Regions from separate parts of the Homo sapiens genome. Here region 1 is linked to region 2. The links are chromatin loops, found by intact Hi-C in ENCODE. Cell type or tissue: HepG2. All regions are shown on one strand. Links, peaks and the distances in the headings refer to the core of each region. The heading gives the core; the rest is flanking DNA. Region 1 has its middle 150 kb from the start of LRIG2. Region 2 has its middle 75 kb from the start of LRIG2.

Region 1 (10,629 bases), core at 1-5,000, 73 kb after region 2:
CCACCAGCTTTCTTCTGCTTCTGCAGATTGAATTTTATTTTATTAAGAGCAGAACAATGGGCCTGATTTTCCTCTTTGGATACTAAAGAAGACAAATTAGTCAAAAGGAAATTCAGCTGAAACTGTATTTAGTGTTTGAGATCCTAAGCCCCGAGACGGAGCCTCTGTGTGACCTTGAGGAGCTGCGTGCATGCTCACTGCTGGATCCCAGCATGATGTGGCCATGTCTGGGTCAGGAGCACAGGAGGCTCAAGGCCAGTCCAGGGCCTGGTCAACAGAGCAGCACACGCAAAATCAAAGTGACCCTGGGCCTTGATGAGGGACACGCTGCCTTCCTGAGCAGTGCATGCTGCATGAGTGTAACTGATTACCACATTTTTAAAAGAAAAAAATGGATTTTCTTAACCTTTTTCCTTTTCCCCCACCTCCTACTTAGCTCTTTAGGAATGCAATTATAACCTTTACCTTCTCTCCACCAGACACTCCCTACACGGCAAGCTTATCTAACTATGTGTTTACTTAGAAGTTCTGGAGGCTGAACCTTGAAACACAGCAGGCACTTCTGGAACTCTCTCTCGCCAGGAGATTGCCTCAAGATAACAGTTAATTTACAACCTAAATTTTGCCCTAGATAAAATTAAAATTGTCAATTTACAACAGGGCCCTGCCCACAATGGTGCTAGCCAGACCACTTGATAGATAAGACCCAGGAAGCAAGTCACATGGGCCCCACACCTCCTCCCCTACCTCCTACATGAGGTTGACTCCAAGTCCCCCTTTAAAAGCCCCTGCTTTCTGCCCTGAAAGCTGAAGTAATACCCTTAAGGCAGGAGCCTGTACTTCTTCCTCTCAGCTAAGCTCTGGAATAAAAGTCACTTTCTTTCCGCCAGAACTCCTTATTAATTGGACTCTACCAGCCATGAGCAGCCGGATCCGTGGGACTCACTGTCACAACTGGTTGTGGGGACCGTCCCCCACACTGGCAAGTTCAAGTCAACAAACTATGCTAGGCAGTGTTAAAGGTAGAGGGCGAAAAGGGACTATAACATGGTCTCCACCCTCCTGAAATATTAAACACAAGCTAGGTCAGGGATTCTTAATCTTTTTGGTGTCATTGGAAATCAGAAGTATAGACCCCTTCTCAGAATAATGTTTTTAAATGTGTGAAATGAAATGAGATCACAATTGAAACCAACTCGAATGGAGCACACGAGGTCTCATGCACACATGGAGGGAAGTATTATTGCTAATTTAGAGGTATGAGCAGATCATAATGGTCAGGGGGTGTCTGAAAACTTTATGGAGGAGCCGTTAAAGACTTCTACACACAGAAATGGGGGAAGGCATTTCAAGCACAGGGAACAGCATGAGCAATCGTTTGGAAACAAGGGCGTGCAGATGCATTAAAGGGAACAGAATAATCAAGTGAGGCTGGGGCTTTGCAGGAAGCACCCAGTGCTTGTACCTGGGTCCTCTCTCTGTCTCTTAGAATCCTAGCCAATGTGAAAGGAAAATAAATCTTGGGGTCCCCAAATCACTAAGCTAAAGGGAAAAGTCAAACTGGGAACTGCTTAGAGCCAACCTGCCTCCCATTCTATTCAAAGTCTCCCCTATGCTCACTGAGATAAATGCATATCTGATTGCTTCCTTTGGAGAGGCTAATCAGAAACTCAAAAGAACGTAACCATTTGTCTCTTATCTACCTATGACCTGGAAGCCCCCTCCCCACTTTTGCTTCAAGTTGTCCCGCCTTTCCAGACCGAGCCAATGCTCATCTTACGTATGTTGATTGATCTCATGTCTCCCTACGATGTATAAAACCAAACTGTGCTCTGACCACCTTGGCACATGCCATCAGGACCTCCTGAGGCTGTACCATGGGCACGTGTCCTCAACTTTGGCAAAGTAAACTTTCTAAATTAACTGAGACATGCCTCAGATTTTCGGGGTTCACACCGGTAACAGATATGGACTGAGTTTGCACCTGAATTGCCCATGCTTCTGTCAGTCAGGCCACTGGCAATGGAAAAGTGAGCCCCTGGCATCTGTCCACTCAGCAGTGATCTGCTAGGAAGGTCAGAAAAGCAGGTGGGCGTGAGGGAGGCAAAAAGGAGCCCGGGAAGAGGGTGCTTCACAGTAGCTCTGTTTTGCCCCAGGAGGACAGCTGCTCTGGGAGTTGGACCTGCAGGGGGAGACACCATCAGCCACTGACAACCCACCTAGGCAATGCTCACTCCTCTGCCAGCCACTCTGTTACTCTGTTGGGACAAATTTCTGGCAGAATTGTCCTCAGGAAAAAATTTAATTAGACATTTATTACATGAGCATGTCAGCCCTGTGGTTTTTTTTTTTTTTTTTTTTTTTTTGGTTCTAGAGGACACCCGGCTCAAACCCCTGATTAAATTTGTGCCTAAATTGGGGCCATCCTAGAATCCAGGCCCAGAGTGACCACAGGCCTGGTGGGAGGTGGGCCTACCAGGCTTATGGAGCTGGCTGGGGAAAATGTGCCTCAAAGGCAGGAGTCCAGCACACCCGTTTGGTCCAGACACAATGGCCCAGTCAGCAGGAGAGGGTGATTTTGACATCTTCCCTTAGGTGGGCCTCTGAGGCCAGGCAGAGGGGCTGCAGTCAAAAGAGCAGGCAAGAGCAGCCACAGCAATAGCTCACGTTTATGAAGCACGCATGCAGCACTCGGCACTGTGCTGATCACTCTTCATGCACTCAGTCATTCAATCGGTAACCCTGCCAGCTATGGACTGGTGAGATCTCCCTTTTTCAGATAAGAAGACAAGCTTAGAGGGATTAAGCTGCTTGTGCAGAGCCAGGTCACTGCCTGCCCCCCTCTGCCGGACTCCAAACATCAGTAGACATGAGTACGGGAAAATAAAATATAAAGAAACTGGACAGGTGCAGTGGCTCATTCCTGTAATTCCAGCACTTTGGGAGGCCAAGGCAGGCGGATCACTTGAGCCCCAGAGTTTGAGACCAGGAACATGGCAAAACTCTGTCTCTACTAAAAATACAAAAATTAGCTGGGTGTGGTGGTGCGCACCTGTGGTCCTAGCTACTCAGGAGGCTGACGTAGGAGGATTGCTTAAGCCCAAGAGATCGAGGCTGCAGTGAGCTGTGATCACGACACTGCACTCCAGCTTGGGGGACAGAGTGAGACCCTGTCTCAAAAAATAAAAATAATAAAATGTAAAGAAACAAAATACAAAACAGGAATGTCACCGAAGCCAGTAGCTTCTAGTGGTCAGGTTTTGCAGTGAGGGAAGAAGTCAGGACTCTGGTAGCCTTGGTCAAGGCAAAAGGTGACCACCTTGGACTCTGAGCACTGGCAGCAGTAACCAGGTGCTCCCCACAGTTCATCTGAGCATGGAGAAGGGACCATGCAGATGCCTCCCAGCAGCCGAGAGGAAGCATCTGCACCTGCCGTCTGCAGGCCATTTGAGACACCACCAAAGGACTTCTAGGACCGCATGGGAACTTATGCTGTCTAAGCCCTCCTATAATCAAAGATGTATGTATTGGAGAAAGCTTGTAGGTGTAGGGGAAAGGTCATGTAAGGCTGCTTGAATCAGGTGGGAGTGATTTCCAGTAGATCGCTGAATCTGAGTCTGTTCTCTCACCTATAAAAGGAGCATAATAATGTTGACTTCACCTGTTGGCTCTAAGGATGAAACAAAGTGACATAAATAAAGCAGTCCAGTATGAGGCTTGACAAACCATAGGTGTTCAATAAATATACGTTTTCCTCCCTTCTCCTTCAGAAGAATTTTTAGAGGCTGTGTAGGCTTTTTGAAGCTTTATGTAAATTTATGTGAAGTGACATTCAGTGAAATCACTCATCTGTATGATCCCTTTAATCCTACCTGCAGCTTCAGTAAAATTGAAATTTAAATCATGCATTTTATTTAATGGCACAACTTAGATGCCTGGGGGGGTGTGGGGAAGGAGAGAGAGGAAAGAAAAAACCTATGTTAGAAAGAAAAGACCTTGGCACTAAAAATAACTATTCCAGGGGTGAAAGAGCTTTTGTTAAATGGACTCTTATCTTTTTTTAAAAAAATGTCAAATTTAAATCCAAAGATTTAGATTCAAATCAGGCTTTGAAAAAACAGAGGGCCTCCATGTGAAGTTTGCCCTTTCAAATTAAAATCCATTCTTTTTGTCTTGTGATTTTTTTCCCTGCTATTTCTCACTCATCTTACTTTTTTAGTTGGTCTTGTCTTACTACATGAATACATTAAAGGCTATGTATAATGATAAATACTACAAAGCAGAATCAGTGGACAATTCTGGAAACATTATTTTGGGCTTTAGATTTTAAGCACTAAAAAAAGATGCCCATCCACATTTTTTAAAAAGCAGGTTTTAAAAAACTGACAATGAATTTAATGTATTAAAAATACTTACTGTAAAAAGATAAAAATTATAGAAAACTATAAAGAAGAAAGTAAAATTGTCCCAAATTCTACTACTCAGTGATCGCCAAATTTTATAAATTTGTAAAAGCTTTTTGTATATTGAGGATATTAACCATATGCAGGTTTTATATATATATGTGTGTGTGTGTGTGTGTGTGCATATATATATATATATATATATATATATATATATATATTCATAATGTGTCCTCTATCATTCAAACTTTTAAATGGTACATAGTTTTTTGGTGAGAAGATTTAATTTTTATATTGCAAGATGTACCAATAATTTCTTTCTTTTTCTTTTTTTTTTTTTGAGACAGGGTCTTTCTCTGTCACCCGGGTTGAAGTGCGGTGGCATGATGAGGACTCACTGCAACCTCTGCCTCCCAGGCTCCAGAGATCCTCCCACCTCAGCCTTCCAAGTAGCTGGGATTACAGGTGTGTGCCACCATGCCCCACTAATTTTTGTATTTTTAGTAGAGACAGGGTTTTGCTATGTTGCCCAGGCTGGTCTTGAATGACTGACCTCAAGTGATCTGCCCGCCTCAGCCTTCCAAAGTGTTGGAATTACAGGCATGAGCCACCGCGCCCAGACTTTACCAGTACTTTCTATCTAAATTTTTTTGTTAGAAAGGTTTTTCCATCCAAAAATTATGAAAAATTTCACTTATTTTTCTACTACTTTCACAGTTTCATTTTTACATACACTTTTGGTGATAATTCTGGATTTTACTTTGATATAAAAATTAAGGCTTGGATCCAGGCTTACTTCTTCCAAATGGCTAGCCAGTGTTTTTCACCATCATTTCTTGAATTGCCTCTGTTTCTGTACTGATTTGAAATGTTACTTCTCTAATGTACCTATACTTGGCACTATACGAGTGTTACAGTCTCTTCCATGATCTGTTCATCTAATTTCATTGCTTTGGTGACTAGGACTTTTTAAGACATTTTAAATATCTGACAAGCAGTTGTGCATACTATTTTTGGGGAAAAATCAACATTTTTAATGAACAAAGCACTTTATAAAACAACATTTAAGAAGTCAAAAATAACAGATGCTGGTGAGGTTGTGAAGAAAAAGAAACACTTATACACTTACACACTGTTGGTGGGAGTGTAAATTAGTCCAACCATAGGGGAAAGCAAATCCTTTTGGGATGATATGAACATTCTAAAATCGGATTGAGGTGATGGGAAAACTGTGTGAATTTACTAAAATTATTGAATTGTACATGTAAAAAGTGATAAATTTGTGGTAAATAAATTTACCTCAATAAAGCTGGTTTATAATACCAAAAAATATTTAAAAATCAAATACTGTATACATGAAGAAAGAGAGAGAGGGAGAGAGGGAGGAAGAGAGGAAGGAAGAGAGGAAGTGAGGGAGGAAGGAGGGAAAAGAAAGGGAAGAGAAAGGAAGGGAGAAAGAAGGGAGAGAATAAAAAGGGGGAAAGGAGAAAGAATATTTCTTTTTGTATGATTAAAGCAATGAATGTTGAAAAGACTGCCTTTAGCTATTCTATATCAGAATTACTAAACGAAACTAGCTCAAAGCAAAATCAAAACAAGGGAAGAAAGACAAAAGTCGTGTAAGTTGAAATATAATGTTGAGAAATTACCACAATTCTTTCCAGAAGAAAATTGTCACCTCTGAAAATGAAGGATCCAAGTCTCTGTAAGAGTGGAAGATAAACAAATAAATAAGATTACACCACAAAGGAGAGTCATTTAAGAAGTCAGTCTCTTTCCCGGGGTCTCACACCCGGCTATCTCTGGACTGATGGCACTTCTATTGCTCCTTGCCCAGCCCTGGATGTGTGAATGGAAATCTCATTCTGTGCAGCTGCCTGTGGAAAGCCTCACAGCACTGCAGGGCCCACGTGGAGCGGGTCACCTCCAGCCCACACCAGGGAGATCTGAGCTTGCGCAAGCTCCTAGAAGCTAACTGCATCCAGCCCTGATCCCTGAGGTGTGGGAAACAGCCAAGAGTTAAGACAGGCCTGCGTTCTTTTAGCGTGGCCAGACAGCATTGAACTCCGTATTTGAATAATTAACTCAGCAAGCAACCTCCCAAATCAGCCTTGAACGCTATTTTATCTTCTCAAATAATGAGTGATAATCTTTCCTCTCTAACTCATTTACTTCTAACTCAAAAATGTCAAAACTGGGCCCGGCGCAGCGGCTCACGCCTGTAATCCCAACACTTTGGGAGGCCAAGGTGGGTGGATTATGAGGTCAGGAGTTTGAGACCAGCCTGGCCAATAAAGTGAAACCCTGTCTCTACTAAAAATACAAAAATTAGCCAGGCATGGTGGTGTGTGCCTGTAATCCCAGCTACTCAGGAGGCTGAGGCAAAGAATCGCTTGAACCTGGGAGGCAGATGTTGCAGTGAGCCGAGATCATGCCACGCACTCCAGCCTGGGCGACAGAGCAAGACTCTGTCTCAAAAAAAAAAAAAAAGAGTCAAAACTGAATGCAACGTTTTCCCTCTGTGTGAAATGGAAAGGCTTCATAGGGGGTGTTTGGATGCCAATGAGGTCTCTTGTTGGGGACATGCTCTTGATTCCCTGGCAGTTGTTAAGAGGAAGATGTGCTGATGGAAAGAGCTTCCCATTTGAATTCTAAAGACCTGTGTCTACACCCTCGTGGACATGACAGGCTAGTAGGAAAGACAGATGGTAAGTGAGTAACTAGAGATGAGACGGGAGCTAAATTACTGAGGGAGGTACAAGGTCCTGGAAAGCATACAATTTTATAGAAATCAAAAGCGTGCAAATGGCAAAAAGTTCTACATGAATAGACGACAAACTGTTAACAACTATCTATGAGGTAGAATAACAAAGGCCTTTAACTCTCTCAGGTATATATTTATGTATTATTTAAATGTTTTACAACCAGAGTATACTACTTTTGTACTTATTAAAAAAAGACATCAAAAATTAAATTAATTTTTAAAAAGAGTTTACAGGTTCTTAAGAATATGAAACTATTGGATTTTTTTTCTTTTTTTTTTTTTTGAGATGGAGTCTCACTCTGTTGCCCAGGCTGGAGTGCAGTGGCGCTATCTCAGCTCATTGCAACCTCTGCCTCTCAGGTTCAAGCAATTCTCTGCCTCAGCCTCCCGAGTAGCTGGGACTACAGGCGCGTGCCGCCACACCTGGCTGATTTTTGTATTTTTAGTAGAGACGGGGTTTCACCATGTTGGCCAGGCTGGTCTCGAACTCCTGACCTCATGATCCACCCGCCTTGGCCTCCCAAAGTGCTGGGATTACAGGCGTGAGCCACCACGCCCGGACTTGAAACTATTGGATTTTGATGTTTTGTTTTGTTTTGTCTTGTTTTGTTTTGTTTTTGAGACAGCATCTTGCTCTATTGCCCATGCTAGAGTGTAGTGATGCAATCTCTGCTCACTGCAGCCTTGACCTCCCAGGCTCAAGTGATCCTCCCACCTCAGCCTCCCAAGCAGCTGGGACTACAGGCATGCACCACCACACCTGGAAAATTAAAAAAATTTTTTCAACCGGGCTTGGTAGCTCACACCTGTAATCCCAGCACTTTGGGAGGCCAAGGCAGGTAGATCACCTGAGGTCAGGAGTTCGAGACCAGCCTAGCCAATATGGTGAAACCCCGTTTCTACTGAAAATAACAAAAATTAGCCAGGTGTGGTGGCGGGCGCCTATAATCCTAGTGACTCAGGAGGCTGAGGCAGGAGAATTGCTTGAACCCAGGAGACGGAGGTTGTAGTGAGCCAAGATCGCACCATTGCACTCCAGCCTGGGCAACAAGAGCAAAACTCCATCTCAAAAACAATTTTTTTTGTAGAGATGAGGTCTATGTTGCCCAGGCTGGTCTCAAATTCCTGAGCTCAAGGGATCCTCCCACCTCAGCCTCCCAAGTTGCTGGAATGACAGGCGTAAGCCACCACATCTGGACTGAAACTATTTGATTTTGAACATGGACTTTCATATTGTAATTTATTTTTTGCTGTGGTGACTTGAGGAAGGTAAAATGAAGCATTTCAGCAGGAACCATGAGTGGGCAGCCCATAGTTTAAGATCTGCTCATCTACAACAGCAAATGTGAGTCTTCCCTTAAGCAGCAAGGGTAGCCCTGTGGATTGAAGTGTCCACTGAAAACCTCATGACACCTTTCCACACAGTCCTGAACCAAGACTGGTGAGGCCTGACACAGCAGGAATAACAAGAAGTTAAATAGAGCCAGTAAGGAGAGGGCATTGATGAAGCAGGCAATGGAACACAAACCAAATGGCCATTTTCCATGGAGAACTGGTGCCAACTTAGAGGGAATGACTTGGAGCCTCCTTCCCTGTTCAGTAAACATCTTTTCTTTATTGGTAGCAAAGTTCTGCAAGGTCACCACCGTGTGCAATGCAGAGCTCTTCACATCCTCCCTTCCCAGTCAGTGCCCGCTGCCCACGGTCAGCTTTTGTCAAAGGCGTGGTGGAGTTCGCAAGCCGCAGCTCTTTGTTTTAAAATGAGTAAGCCAGGGCTTTCCCCCTCCTTCGTTTTCTTTTCCTGGCTCTGAATAGGTCTGTTCGTACACAGCAGATGGCTTTCTGACGAGGCCCAAATTCATCCAGTCTTTGGGGAAAAAAAACTACAGCAAGAGGGACTGTTATTCCAATCTGATAAAGTTTTCTATTTTCAGTTAGAAAAATGAGTCTCCGTAAGTAGAAAAGGAAAAAAAATAATAAGAAAGTGAAAGGAACAAAAGCAGTCGATACTTCACATGAGAGATGGATTTGGGGAGTTTTCAATTATGTAGATCCTATGTATCTCCAGACACCATTCTCGCCTATGGCTCAGAAGCTCCAGGGAAGACAGCTCCAGACAGTAAAGGCCTGCGTGTAAAACACACACAAGGAGGTGAAGGTGGGAAGGTCATACGCCAGCTTCCAGACAGTGGCTGTCTTTGGGGAGCGCTGGAAGGGATCAGAAACAAGAAGAGCTTAAAAGGGGGTTTCAACTTCTTAATTTTTTTTTTTTCAGACAGAGTTTCACTCTTGTTGCCCAGGCTGGAGTGCAATGGCGCAATCTTGGCTCACTGCAACCTCCACTTCCTGGGTTCAAGTGATTCTCCTGCCTCAGCCTCCCGAGTAGCTGGGATTACAGGCATGAGCCACCATGCCCAGCTAATTCAACTTCTTAATATTAAAAAAAAAATTTTGTTTTCTTTAAAAAGTAAATGCAGGTAGTAGTGGGTACCTGGGCATTGTTGGTTGTGAAGAGCAAGGACTATGGAACCACACTGCTAGGGTTAGGATACCAGCTCTGCTATTTACAAGTTGTATAACCTTAGCAAGTTACCCAACTCTGTGCCTCAATTTTCTCATCTTTAAAATGGGGATAATAATAGAAGATATTGTATGGGGCTATGGTAAAGATCAAATGACCTCACTTATTCATTCTATAAGTATTCCTGAGGGCCACTATGTACCAGGTACTGTCCTAGGTGCCAGGGATATAGCAATGATCAAAGCCCACAAAGATCTCTGTTCTGAGAGAGCATATATTCTGGAGAGAGAGAGCAATAAGAAGCTAGATAATGAAAAACAGCATGTTAGATAGAGATGAACAATAAGGAGAAAAAATAAAGCAAAGATAAGATGGGTCAAAGAGGCTGGCATTTTAGGGAGGGTGGCCAGGGAATGCCTCATTGAGAAGGTGACATTATGACATCTGAGTAAGGCTTGAAGGAGGTAATATTTACTACAAAGCTCCTAGAAGAGTGCCTGGCACTCAATAAATGTTAGTTTTTTAAAATTATCTATGTTTGAACTATATCTTATTTTTATATTAATAAGAAAACATTTTGAATGACCAAGAAGAAAAAGAGTACATGGATACTTAGAAATGCCTGGAATTGGTAGCAGAATCACTGCAGCACAGTTTGTTGGAAACATTGGTCAAGGAATGCTTAGTTGTACCAAGAAACCTTGCCACCCAGTGATACAGACCTACACGGTGACAAAAATTCAGCCAAGAGACAAATAATTCAAAAGTAATATATATTTTAAGGACAAAGACACAAAAGACATCAGTCATCTTTCTTTAAAATTGAGAACAGAAAACTATTGAATACAATAAGACTGGGAATGAACAACTACTCAAAATACAGAGCAAAAATGTAAATGGTAGAATTCTGTAGTATAGCCTTGTTAAAGAAGAGAGAAAGA
Region 2 (11,838 bases), core at 1,571-6,570:
CAACTTGAAGTGTATTTTTCTGCTAATGAGGGCTGTGGCATTTGTTTCATATACAGCATCCCCAGGTGGCTCCAGACAGAATTCAAGGGCTTTTTTCTCTACGGCAGTGCTTACCACTTAACACACAGTAGGTATTAAATAAATGCTTGTGCCAGAAAGAGAGGAAGGAAGATGCAGTACAGAGGAAAACATTAATTAGTACATAGTAGTTTACACGGACAAGGTCCCAATGGGGTATACACTTGTTCCCTAAGATCTACTGACTAAGCATGAACATCACCAAGGAAATGCGATCAACTCAGAGGAGAAGGAGGGGGAGGAGAAGAGAGAAGAAACTGGAGCAGCCTGTTACCTGACCGAAGATATCAGGCTTTCCATTGCAAATGGTTCCATCAGCTCAGGCCAAGTGGAAAACCTTGCCGCTGCTCTGGGACATCCAAGGCATCTCCAATTGCTGTCTGCCCCAGAGTTTCATCCTTCCAGGGGTAGTTTGTCACTTGTTTTGTAGCCTCTATGGTACTCTTTCTTATGGCTAAAGACCAGCTAGCTCACCAGACATTTCTGTGGGTTTTGGCAGGAAATAGAGATGGGAGGCAGACAATGCTCTAGGGCGGTTCTTAGGAGAAACTTTTCTGACCTTGGCAGTCTTACTCCAATTTTCATGCCAAATTAGACTAATAATAGATCCTCACCCACAACCCAAATCCTCTAGCCTGAAAGGCTTAGAGTAGACAGAATGCAACTAGAAACTACTCTATGTTCTATAAGGGAGTTGAAACAGAGCTTTTCTAGTGAACACATTAGCTAATCAACTAGGTCACTGATGGTAAGGACTGTCTCAACTGCATGCCAACTCTGATTGATGGATAAAGCCTGCCTGGGGAATTGTATTGAGTTGGATTCTGAGTCTCCATCATCACATCTAGGCCCCAGAGGCAAGTGCTGTAATTCACCAACAATGTCTGTCACAGGTGCAGGAATAGGGAGTAGCCCCAGGAGGCATAGATACATACCTGCTCCAGGAGGCTATTTGGAGTTAGGAAAACAAAGATGGTTGAATGGTCAACTATGCTCATTTAATTAAATCATGATAGACCTTGAGCAATTCAACTCTTGAGGAAAATGTGGTATCAGCTCAGGAAAGAAGAAAAAGAAGGAGTAAGAGTGGTGATAGTGGAGTGTTCCCGTTCCATAGCTCTGTAGAGCCTTCTCAGTATTTAAAAACAGTCAGATTGGACTGGGCACAATGGCTCACGCCTGTAATCCCAGCACTTTGGGAGGCCAAGGCAGGCGGATCACCTGAGGTCAGGAGTTCGAGACCATCCTGGCCAACATGGCAAAACCCCATCTCTACTAAAAATACAAAAATTAGCTTGGCATGGTGGCAGGCACCTGTAATCCCAACAACTCGGGAAGCTGAGGCAGGAGAATTGCTTGAACTTGGGAGGGGGAGGTTACAGTAAGCTGAGATGCAGCCTGGGTGACAGAGCGAGACTCCATCTCAAAATAAATAAATAAATAAATAAATAAATAAATAAATAAATAAATAAATAAAATAAATAAAATAAAATCAGATTGAGAGGTAGCAGGTATGACAACATTAGATAGTTATTTTGAGTTGCAGTTCAAGACCTGGGAAGCTCTTGAAATAGATAGTTAAGCCGCTGGCAACCAGAAGGAAGGGCAGAGAGAGTGTTTCCCAAACTGAGTACCGTGAATCACTTAGTATCCATGAGATGTTTGTAAATATTTTGCCATGAAACATAGGCAGTGGTGGGGAGGGGACTTCCATGGTTATTCAAGTTTGGGAAACCTGTCAAAAAAATTCAGCAAAGTAAATTGTAGCCCAAGGAGGCTCTTGGCCTGAGGGAGTTATGGAAGAGAAATGTAATAAGCTAAGAAAGCAAAAGTGTAGGTGGGGTCAGGCTCTGAAAGGCCTTGAATGACAGGATGAGGGCTTTCGTTTTGATTGGGAGGCATGGAGGATTTGTGGGCAGGAGAAGTGATACATTCAGGGCTGGGGGTTAGGAAAATAACTGTACCATGAAGATTGAATAGAGAAGAGACTGGAGGTCAGAAGACTAGTTAGAAAGGTGTTATATGGTCCAAACAAGACACGCTAGCAGCCTAAACTTGGGCAGTTGCAATGGGAATGGAAAGGAAAGCCCAAAGTCAAGAGACATTTTCACCAGTAATAATGTCAGGTCTAGTCTGACTTCCAACAGCACTCAAGTACATGAAGGGCTACACTACAGGGAACTGACCAGCCCTTCTCTACACCCTTAAGTACAAAGCCAGCAGAGTGGGAGGTAAATTGCTGAGATGAAGCATTTGATTAGATAGAAAGTATATCTTCCTAATGCTAGGGATAATTAAACCCTGGAAGAGCCACCAGAGCACTAGCATAGCTTTCTCACAGGAAAGCAGCCATCTGCCCTGGTCCTCTAAGGCACATGACCACTCAAAGCTCCTTTCTGCTCCATGAGTCTATAATTAATGTATCTTAGGAATCTGAATATTGAAAGGGGCCTTACAGCTGATCTAGTCAGTTGCTTTCAAACCTGACTGAACATCATGATCCACTTTTTTTTTTTTGAGACGGTGTTTCGCTTGTTGCCCAGGCTGGAGTGCAATGGCACAATCTCGGCTCACTGCAACCTCCACCTCCCAGGTTCAAGTGGTTCTCCTGCCTCAGCCTCCCTAGTAGCTGGGATTACAGGTGCCTGCCACCATGCCCAGGTAATTTTTTTGTATCTTTAGTAGAGATGGGGTTTCACTATGTTGACCAGGCTGGTCTCGAACTCCTGACCTCAGGAGATCCATAGGCCTCAGCCTCCCAAAAGTGCTGGGATTACAGGCGTGAGCCACCACGCCTGGCTAACATCATGATCCTCTAAGGAGTTTAGTAAAATGCAGATTCTCAGCCTCCATTTCCAGAAACTTGGATTTGATTGGCAGAGTCCGGGAATCTGCATTTTGTGATGTCTTCAAGTGATTATAATGTATAATCAAATTTAGAAATTATTATTATTATTATTTTAAGAGAAGTCTTGCTCTTATCCCCCAGGTTTGAGTGCAATGGCTCTATCTCAGCTCACTGCAACCTCTGCCTCCCGGGTTCAAATGATTCTCCTGCCTCTGCCTCCCAGGTAGCTGGGATTAAGTCGCCTGCCACCACGCCTGGCTAATTTTTGTATTTTTTAATAGAGACGGGGTTTCACCATGTTGGCCAGGCTGGTCTCGAACTCCTGACCTCAGGTGATCCGCCCGCCTCGGCCTCCCAAAGTGCTGGGATCACAGGTGTGAGCCACTGTGCCCGGCCAAATTTAGGAATTATTTAGACCCACCAATTCATTTTATAGATGAGTGGACTGGGGCCAGAGAGGAGCAAGGACTTGCCCAAGGCCACATGGGCAAGGGCATCATTTGGTGGCAGAGTGGACACTAGTGTCCCATGCTTAGGGCTCCTCCAATAGATCATAAACGAATGCTTGGTCCCATTGTTTGCTCTAGGCTGAGGGTTAGACAGTGACTAAAAGGTTCAGAAACCTCTACTGTTACCCTCTATGCTCAAGGAGATGTGTTGCTTCAGTATAGGATGTACACAAGAGAGGCTGAGTGTTATTATTAACCATAACAATAGTTAATGTTTACTGTGTGTCAGGCATTGCTCTAGGCACTTTACATAAAACTCTTAATCTGTACAATAACTCCATAAGATCAATTTTATCCCCATTTTACATAAGAGGAAACTGAGGCACAGTGAAGTTACAGATAAAGAAACTGAGCCACAGGTCAGTTAAATAAGCTGCCTGTGTTCATACAGCTGGCAAACGGTAGAACCAGGACTCAGACTCAAAGCCTGTACACCGGTGGTTCTTAACAGGGGATGATTTTACACATACACCCTGGGGACACAGGAAGTTTCTGGAGGTATTTATGGTTGTGACAGCTTGGGAGTTGCTCACTATTATGTACTGAGTGGAGGGCAGGGATACTGCTAAACCCTGCAATGCACAAGTCAGCCCCTCATAACTAAGAATTATCTGGCCCAAAATGTCAATAGTGCTGAAGTTCAGAAACTCTGCTGTACACCAACTATTATATCACCACTTTAGGCTTCACAAAAGCTCTTTAGTCTGTTTCTCTGTCCTTGATCTGCCTGGACAACTGGACATGCCTCAGAATCGCTCAGGCAATTGTGTCTACACTGGTCCACCCAATGTAAGTGAGCACACACATTTCAGAAAACAGGCCTTGGTGCTCATGTAGCCTGAAGAGCGGAAACCTAATGGGAAAAGACTGCTGAAAGTAGGAAGCAAAAAGCGGAAAGCTTTCATGCCCATCGTGATCGCTGGTCCAAAGAAGGGCAGGGGCTGCTGAAGGAACATGTGGGCTTGTTACATTAGGGTAAGTGCCTCATGCCATGACTAGAACCACCCAGACAGCCATAGGTTACTGAAGCCCCAGATCCCGAGTGCTTCATGTGCTCCTGCACACCCGCTCCTCCCTCCCTCTGCCCATGGCTTCTCTGTTCTCAGCTTCCCAGACACTAACCCCACATCCTGTCTAGACTACTGACTGAGAGCAGGCCCCTCTTATCTCCTCCATCTGACCTGGACTACAGACACAGCTACCACTACAGACACAGCTACTCCCTGGGGCAAAGATGAGTCTTACTTCCATTGCACCCTAGCACTGAGCACACTGCAGGCACCTGTGTTAGTACATCTCAGTAGAAAACTCTATATACAGCCTCCTCATGCACACTGCTAGAAGAATCCTCCTAAATCTGGCAGCTAGGGGATCACTTTTGGAAGGCAGTGCTGTTGTAGAAAGAACACTGAGCGAGGAATTGGCAGGCCTGGGCTGGTGAATGGGTGTACTCAGGAGTCCTGCACAGGACTCAGTTCAGGGCTGAGTTACATTTGTCTCCTCTATGGTGCCTGGCAGGGGGCTCTGCATGGGGCTGGCTGTCAACAGCTATTTGTTGGATGGAATACATGCATCACTGCTCTGCTCTGGTCTCCTATCTGGACAGATGGAAACCACCCTTACCAATGGACCCAGGTGGTGGCAACAGCCTGCTCCATGCAGAGGATGTAGGACACAGGGCTGAAGGGCTCACCAGCCCCCTGCCCACTGTGCAGGCACGTGCACACAGTAGTAAATCTGCCCTTTGTCTGTGGGCTTGTCTCAGACTACCCCATTCTACCTCCCAGCCACACACACTCTGGTCTATATGATCCTCGAGGCAAGGGACCATTAGTTAATTAAACTGAGATTTAGTATGGGCCTACTATGTGGCAAATACTGGACTGCTTCTAAATGCCTGCTTCTTATTAGCTGCAGACACAGCAACCAATAAGAAAGACATGATTTCTGACTAGCAGAGAATACAGATTGTGAGCTGATAACTCTAAGTGGGATAGTGTGATGAAAGAAGTAACAGGGGAGTTTGTTACTGTTCATCACTGATCTATGGAAATGCTAGAAATTCAATGGATGGAATTTTCATCATAGAAGCTGTTTCCGAAAAATTACCCTAATGCTTTGGCATGCTGAGTACTTTGAATTAAAGGACAGTGGAAGGCCTCGCAAGCAGCCTCAGAACCGAGCTCTCTGACTTTCTCCTGCCCTCCTGTCTCTCGCCCTTCATTCTCCCCTGAGGTAAGTCACAGAACCCTGAATGCCCCTCCCCAAGGCAGGTCATAGAGACTACAGCCCCTTTCCCCCAGGGCAAACCATACAACCTAGAAATATTACTTTCACCTTCCCCCACCTTTCTGTGTAGGAGCTGGTCATAAAGAAATTATCAGCCCTATCTTTGTTCAATAGTAGGTAATAAGATCCTCATTCCAAAAAGGATCCTGCTTCATATCTGGGAGGAAGGAATGCCACACAGAGAGACTAAGAAGAACCTGAACAGACAGGCCTTGCCGGGTTTCCCACTCTATTACTATCACATCATTCTTTTTGTCCAATCACATCTCTACATAGCTGTCCACCCTTCATCAAATCTAAAAAATGGACAGTTTTCCCTTTGGTCTTCATTTCTGAAGGCTCCTGTATCAGGTAAAACTTTTTTTTTTTTTTTTTTTTTTTTTAGACAGAGTCTCTCACTGTCGCCCAGGCTGGAGTGCAGTGGTGCGATCTCGGCTCACTGCAAGCTCTGCCTCCCGGGTTCACGCCATCTCCTGCCTCAGCCTCCCGAATAGCTGGGACTACAGGCGCCCGCTACCACGCCCGGCTAATTTTTTTTTTTTTTGTATTTTTAGTAGAGACGGGGTTTCACCATGTTAGCCAGGATGGTCTCGATCTCCTGACCTCGTGATCCATCCGCCTCCCAAAGTGCTGGGATTATAGGCGTGAGCCACCACGCCCAGCCTTCAGGTAAAACTTTGATTACATAAATCACTTATGTTTTTCTCTTGTTAACCTGTCTTTCATTATAGGAGTCTTAGCCATGACCCTTATGATGGAGGAAATGTATCATACCCTTTCTACCCCTAAAAAGAGCCACACTTGTGTCTCATTCCTCAATGCTGATCCTACCCACAGGCAAATGTGGCAGTCATGTGTATAGCCCGGTTTGATAAAGACCACAATTACATCTACCCCAAAATCCAGCCTCAGGGCCTACTATGATATATTAGGTTGGTGCAAAATAACTGTCGTTTTTGCCATTAAAGTAACGGCAAAATGCCATTATTTTACAGTAATTACAGTTTTTGCCATTAAAGTGATGGCAAAATGCCACAATTACTTTTGCACCAACCCACTAGTTAAACAAGCACTGGAATTGTCAAAAGATCTGTTTTGTTTTCTTGTGGTATATTAGTTAATGTTTCTCAGACAATCTCCTCAGCAAAATTAGAATAACAATGACCATCCCCAGCATCCCAGGAGGCACCCATCTGCTTACTGAATGGAGCTGGCCCTGTGGCAGCCCTCTTTTTTTGGGGGGCACTCTTGTGGCCCAGGCTGGAGTGCAGTGGTGTGATCTCAGCTCACTGCCTGTGCCTCCAGGGTTCAAGCGATTCTCCTGCCTCAACCTCCTGAGTAGCTAGGATTACAGGCACGTGCCACCACGTCTGGCTAATTTTTGTATTTTCAGTAGAGACGGGGTTTCACCATCTTGGTCAGGCTGGTCTTGAACTCCTGAACTCCTGATCTGCCCACCTCGGCCTCCCAAAGTGCTGGGATTACAGGCATGAGCCACCGTGCCCGGCCAAGCCCTCCTCTTTTAGCAGACCAGAAACCCCACCCTCAGAGCAGGGCAAGGCCACATGAGGCCTGTGATTAAAATATCTGTGATAGTTGAAGGAAGAAATAAGGGAAGACTTTTGTCCCTACCCTCTAGGCTAGTTTGTAGCACAAGCTACACTTGTGCTTGGAATGGAATCTTCAAGTACAGGGTTCCCAAACGGTAGGAACAGAAATGGTGACATGGGGGATGGATGGACATTTTAAATTTTACTGTCTAGGGCTGATTTTATTATGTTTGGGGAAAATACAACTAGCACAGCAAACCCATGAGTCTACAGATATTTTTGTTTAGAATGATGCTAGGTTTAAAAAAAAAAACAAGGTGGAGGCCGGGCGTGGTGGCTCACGTCTGCAATCCCAGCACTTTGGGAGGCCGAGGTGGGCAGATCACTTGAGGTCAGGAGTTCATGACCAGCCTGGCCAACACGCAGAAACCCCGTCTCTACTAAAAATACAAAAATTAGCCAGGGGTGGTGGTGCATGCCTGTAATCCCAGCTACTTGGGAGGCTGAGGCAGGAGAATTGCTTGAACCCGGGAGGCGGAGGTTGCAGTGAGTTCAGATTATCACTGCACTCCAGCCTGGGCAACACAGCGAGACTCTGTTGCAAAAAAACAAAATAAAACAAAAAAAACGTGGACCTTTGTCAGATGCATAGCTTGCAAAAATTTTCTCCTATTCTGTAGGTTGTCTGTTTACTCTGTTTTGCTGTTGCAAGTCTTTAGTCACATTAGATCTCATTTGTCAATTTTTGCTTTTGTTGCAATTGCTTTTGGTGTCATTGTCATGAAATCTTTGCTCATTCCTATGTCCAGAATGGTATTGCCTAGGTTGTCTTTCATGGTTTTTATAGTTTGGGGTTTTACATTTAAGTTTGTAATTCATCTTAAGTAGATTGTTGTATATGGTGTAAGTCTAATATCCAGCATCTATTAAGGAACTTAAACAAATTTACAAGAAAATAAACAACGCTGTTAAAACGTGGGCAAAGGATATGAAAAGACACTTTTCGAAAGAAGACATACATGCGGCCAACAGGTGTATGAAACAAAGCTCAACATCACTGATCATCAGAGAAATGCAAATCAAAACCACAATGAGATACCATTTCATACCAGTTAGAATGGCTGTTACAATGGCTATTAAAAAGTAAAAAAACCAACAACATCCAGATGCTGGTGAGGTTGTGGAGAAAAAGGAATGCTTATACACTGTTGGTGGGAATGTAAATCAGTTCAACCATTGTGGAAAACAGTGTGGTGATTCCTCAAAGACCTGAAAACAGAAATACCATTCAACCCACCAATCCTATTACAAAGGAATATAAATTGTTCTATCATAAAGACACATGCGCACGTATGTTTACTGCAGCACTATTTGCAATAGCCAAGACATGGAATCGGCCTAAATGCCCATCAGTGGTAGACTGGATAATGAAAATGTGGTACATATATACCATGGAATATTATGTAGTTATATAAAAAAAAATTAGATCATGTCCTTTGCAGGAACATGGACGGAGCTAGAGGCCATTATCCTTAGCAAACTAATGCAGGAACAGAAAACCAAATACCACATGTTCTCACTTATAAGTGGGAGCTAAATGGTGAGAACACATGGACACACAGAGGGGAACAACACACACTGGGGCCTATTGGAGGGTGGAGGGTGGGAGGAGGGAGAGGATCTAGAAAAATAACTAATGGGTACTAGGCTTAATACCTGGGTGATGAAATAATCTGTACAACAAACTCCTGTGACACGAGTTGACCTGTAGAGCAAAACTGCACATGTACCCCTGAACCTAAAATAAAAGTTTTACAAAAGGTGAACTAATTTAAAGAAATAACCGGGTGGGCCGGGCGCGGTGGCTCATGCCTGTAATCCCAGCACTTTGGGAGGCCGAGGTGGGCGGATCACCTGAGGTTGGGAGTTGGAGACCAGCCTGACCAACATGGAGAAACCCCGTCTCTACTAAAAATACAAAATTAGCCGGGCGTGGTGACGCATGCCTGTAATCCCAGCTACTCTGGAGGCTCAGCAGGAGAATCACTTGGACCTGGGAGGCGGAGTTTGCAGTGAGCTGAGATCGTGCCACTGACCTCCAGCCTGGGCGACAAGAGCAAAAGTCCATCTCAAAAAAAAAAAAAAAAAAAACACAGGTAAATAACCATTCAGTTGGCACAATGATGTGACAAAAATCATGAAGGTGGCACACAAATGACTGAAGTTTTAGAAACACTGATTTACTAAGTCTCATCATGTTAGCAATAAAGAAATCAAGGACCAAAATGGTGAAATTTAAGGTTGGCAAGAAATAAACCTGAGATTACAACTAAATCTTCTGGAGCTCCAGTGGTGGTGTTCTTCCCAGCACACAGGCTGCCTCTCCATTCAGCTCTCTACGCTAGAAGGGATCTTTTATTTTAAAATAACAGCTTTATTGATATATAATTCATATATCATAAAATTCACCCTTTTAAAGTGTACAATTCAGCAGGCTTTAATAGATTCAGAGTGGGGCAACCACAATTTTAGAACATTTTCATCAGCCTCATAAGAAGTCCCATATCAATTAGTAATCACTTCCCCTTCCTGCCAAACCCCTAGCAAAAATTAATCTATTCTGTGTCTCTATGGATTTGCCTAGGCTGGAGTGCAGTGGCGCAATCTCGGCTCACTGCAAGCTCCGCCTCCCGGGTTCACGCCATTCTCCTGCCTCAGCCTCCCGAGTAGCTGGGACTACAGGCGCCCACCACTATGCCCGGCTAATTTCTGTATTTTTAGTAGAGACGGGGTTTCATCGTGTTAGCCAGGATGGTCTCAATCTCCCAACCTCGTGATCCACCCACCTCGGCCTCCCAAAGTGCTGGGATTACAGGCTTGAGCCACTGAGCCCGGCCAGTACTTCATTTCTTAATTATGGAAGAATAATATTCCACTGTATGAATATAGCACATTTAATTTTAATTTTTTTTTTTTTTTTTTTTTTGAGATGGAGTTTCACTCTTGTTGCCCAGGCTGGAGTGCAATGGTGTGATCTTGGCTCACCACAACCCCCGCCTCCTGGGTTCAAGCAATTCTCCTGCCTCAGTCTCCCAAATAGCTGGGATTACAGGCATGCGCCACCACGCCTGGCTAATTTTGTATTTTTAGTAGAGACAGGGTTTCTCCATTTTGGTCAGGCTGGTCTTGAACTCCCCACCTCAGGTGATCTGCCTGCCTCAGCCTCCCAAAGTGCTGGGATTACAGGCGTGAGCCACCACCTGCAGCCTACCACATTTTATTTACCCATGTATCAGTTAATGGACACGTGGTTTGTTTGTTTTTGCCATCACGAGGAATGCTGCTATGAACACTGGTGTACAAAATTTTATATGGAGATATGCTGTCATTTCTCTTGGGTACCTACCTAGGAGTGGAATTGCTGGGTACATGGTATGATTGGGGTTCTTGATGGCAAGCAATAGAAAATGTCTCTGGCCGTCTTGAACAAAGAGGAAATTTACTGGCAGAATAGTGGAGGCTTCCAGAATCCACAAGGGAGAAGCTGAAGAGCTGGGCCTGGAAAATGGGGCAAGAGCCAGAAGGACTTCAGTGGTCAGGCAATGGAGCTGCAAGCAGCACCGCCCCATAGAAATGCCTGGGCCTGGGCACTGTTGCAGCCTGCCCTTCTGGCTCTTGTCCAAGATTCAAAGTCTAGCAGAGAGCCTCCAATTGGCCAAGGCTGTGAATCACTCCCCTTCTCCCCACAAGCTGGGGGCCAGGGAGATGAATGATCTGACCACTTCAGCCCCACAGCATAAGGGAGGCATTACACAAGTGACAATTTCTCCAAAAGAGAAATTAAGGCAACAATTTGAAGTTGGAATTCGGGGGAATGCTGGATACCTAACAAAAAGACAAATGTAATACAGCAGGGCCAGATTATGAGGGGGAAAAAGCCAACACAGAGAGGAGGGAGAAAGCAAGGGAGGAGCAGAGAAGAGAGCAGAGCCACTGCCTTAAGCTCATTCTGAAGCCACAGAATCTGTGGATTTCCAGTTACATGAGCCAGGGTGACTTGGATTTTCTCTTGCTTGCAGCCAAATGCATCCTAACTGATGCAGTAGCGATTACGCATGAAAGCCAACTAGAGATAGAAAAAGGCAAGGAAACCAGTGAGAAGAACTTGGGTCTAGCCCCGTTTCTGCCAGATGCCTCTTAGCCGAAGCATTTGATTTCTGAACCTCAGTTTTCTCCTTTTTTCACAGAGTTGCGAAGTAAAATGAAGGATATAAGAGCCCTGTATAGACTAAAGTGCAAAGGACTTCCCCATAGGCTCTTATGACCAAACAAGACAGAAGCAAAAACATGGTAATAAATGAACAAACAGATGTTTTCTCAAAGGCTTTAATATTCCAGGTTCCCATCTGGCCTAAGTTTTCATGAGTTCTTTATACTAGGCATCTGGGTGGGAGGTAGTGGGGGGTAAGAGAAGGAAACATTTTGAAGTAGAATTAGGTCAAAGCTAATCATTACACAGCGTGTAGATTTTGGGAATTTGCTTTTCCTTTTCTCTCTATTCTTA

Evidence for each region. Hi-C counts contacts between places; a loop is a spot of excess contacts. Peaks named below come from ENCODE experiments on the same cell type or tissue, not always from the same donor. Only the 100,000 strongest peaks of a DNase experiment are listed, where the experiment ranks them.
Region 1: it touches region 2 in a loop (2.9-fold over the local background); 4 of 110 quality-filtered maps call a loop at or near these places.

What each region holds. Positions count from the first base shown.
Region 1 is chr1:113,217,401-113,228,029 of GRCh38, forward strand. No RefSeq gene overlaps it. Among named protein-coding and RNA genes, the nearest start is that of LRIG2, 150 kb to the left of the region's middle. In HepG2, for the core only: a CTCF peak has its summit at 2,185 (motif pointing right); a DNase peak (open chromatin) is centred at 361.
Region 2 is chr1:113,142,364-113,154,201 of GRCh38, forward strand. No RefSeq gene overlaps it. Among named protein-coding and RNA genes, the nearest start is that of LRIG2, 75 kb to the left of the region's middle. In HepG2, for the core only: no CTCF peak of the experiment used is centred there; DNase peaks (open chromatin) are centred at 4,038 and 4,578; H3K4me3 peaks cover 1,410 bases.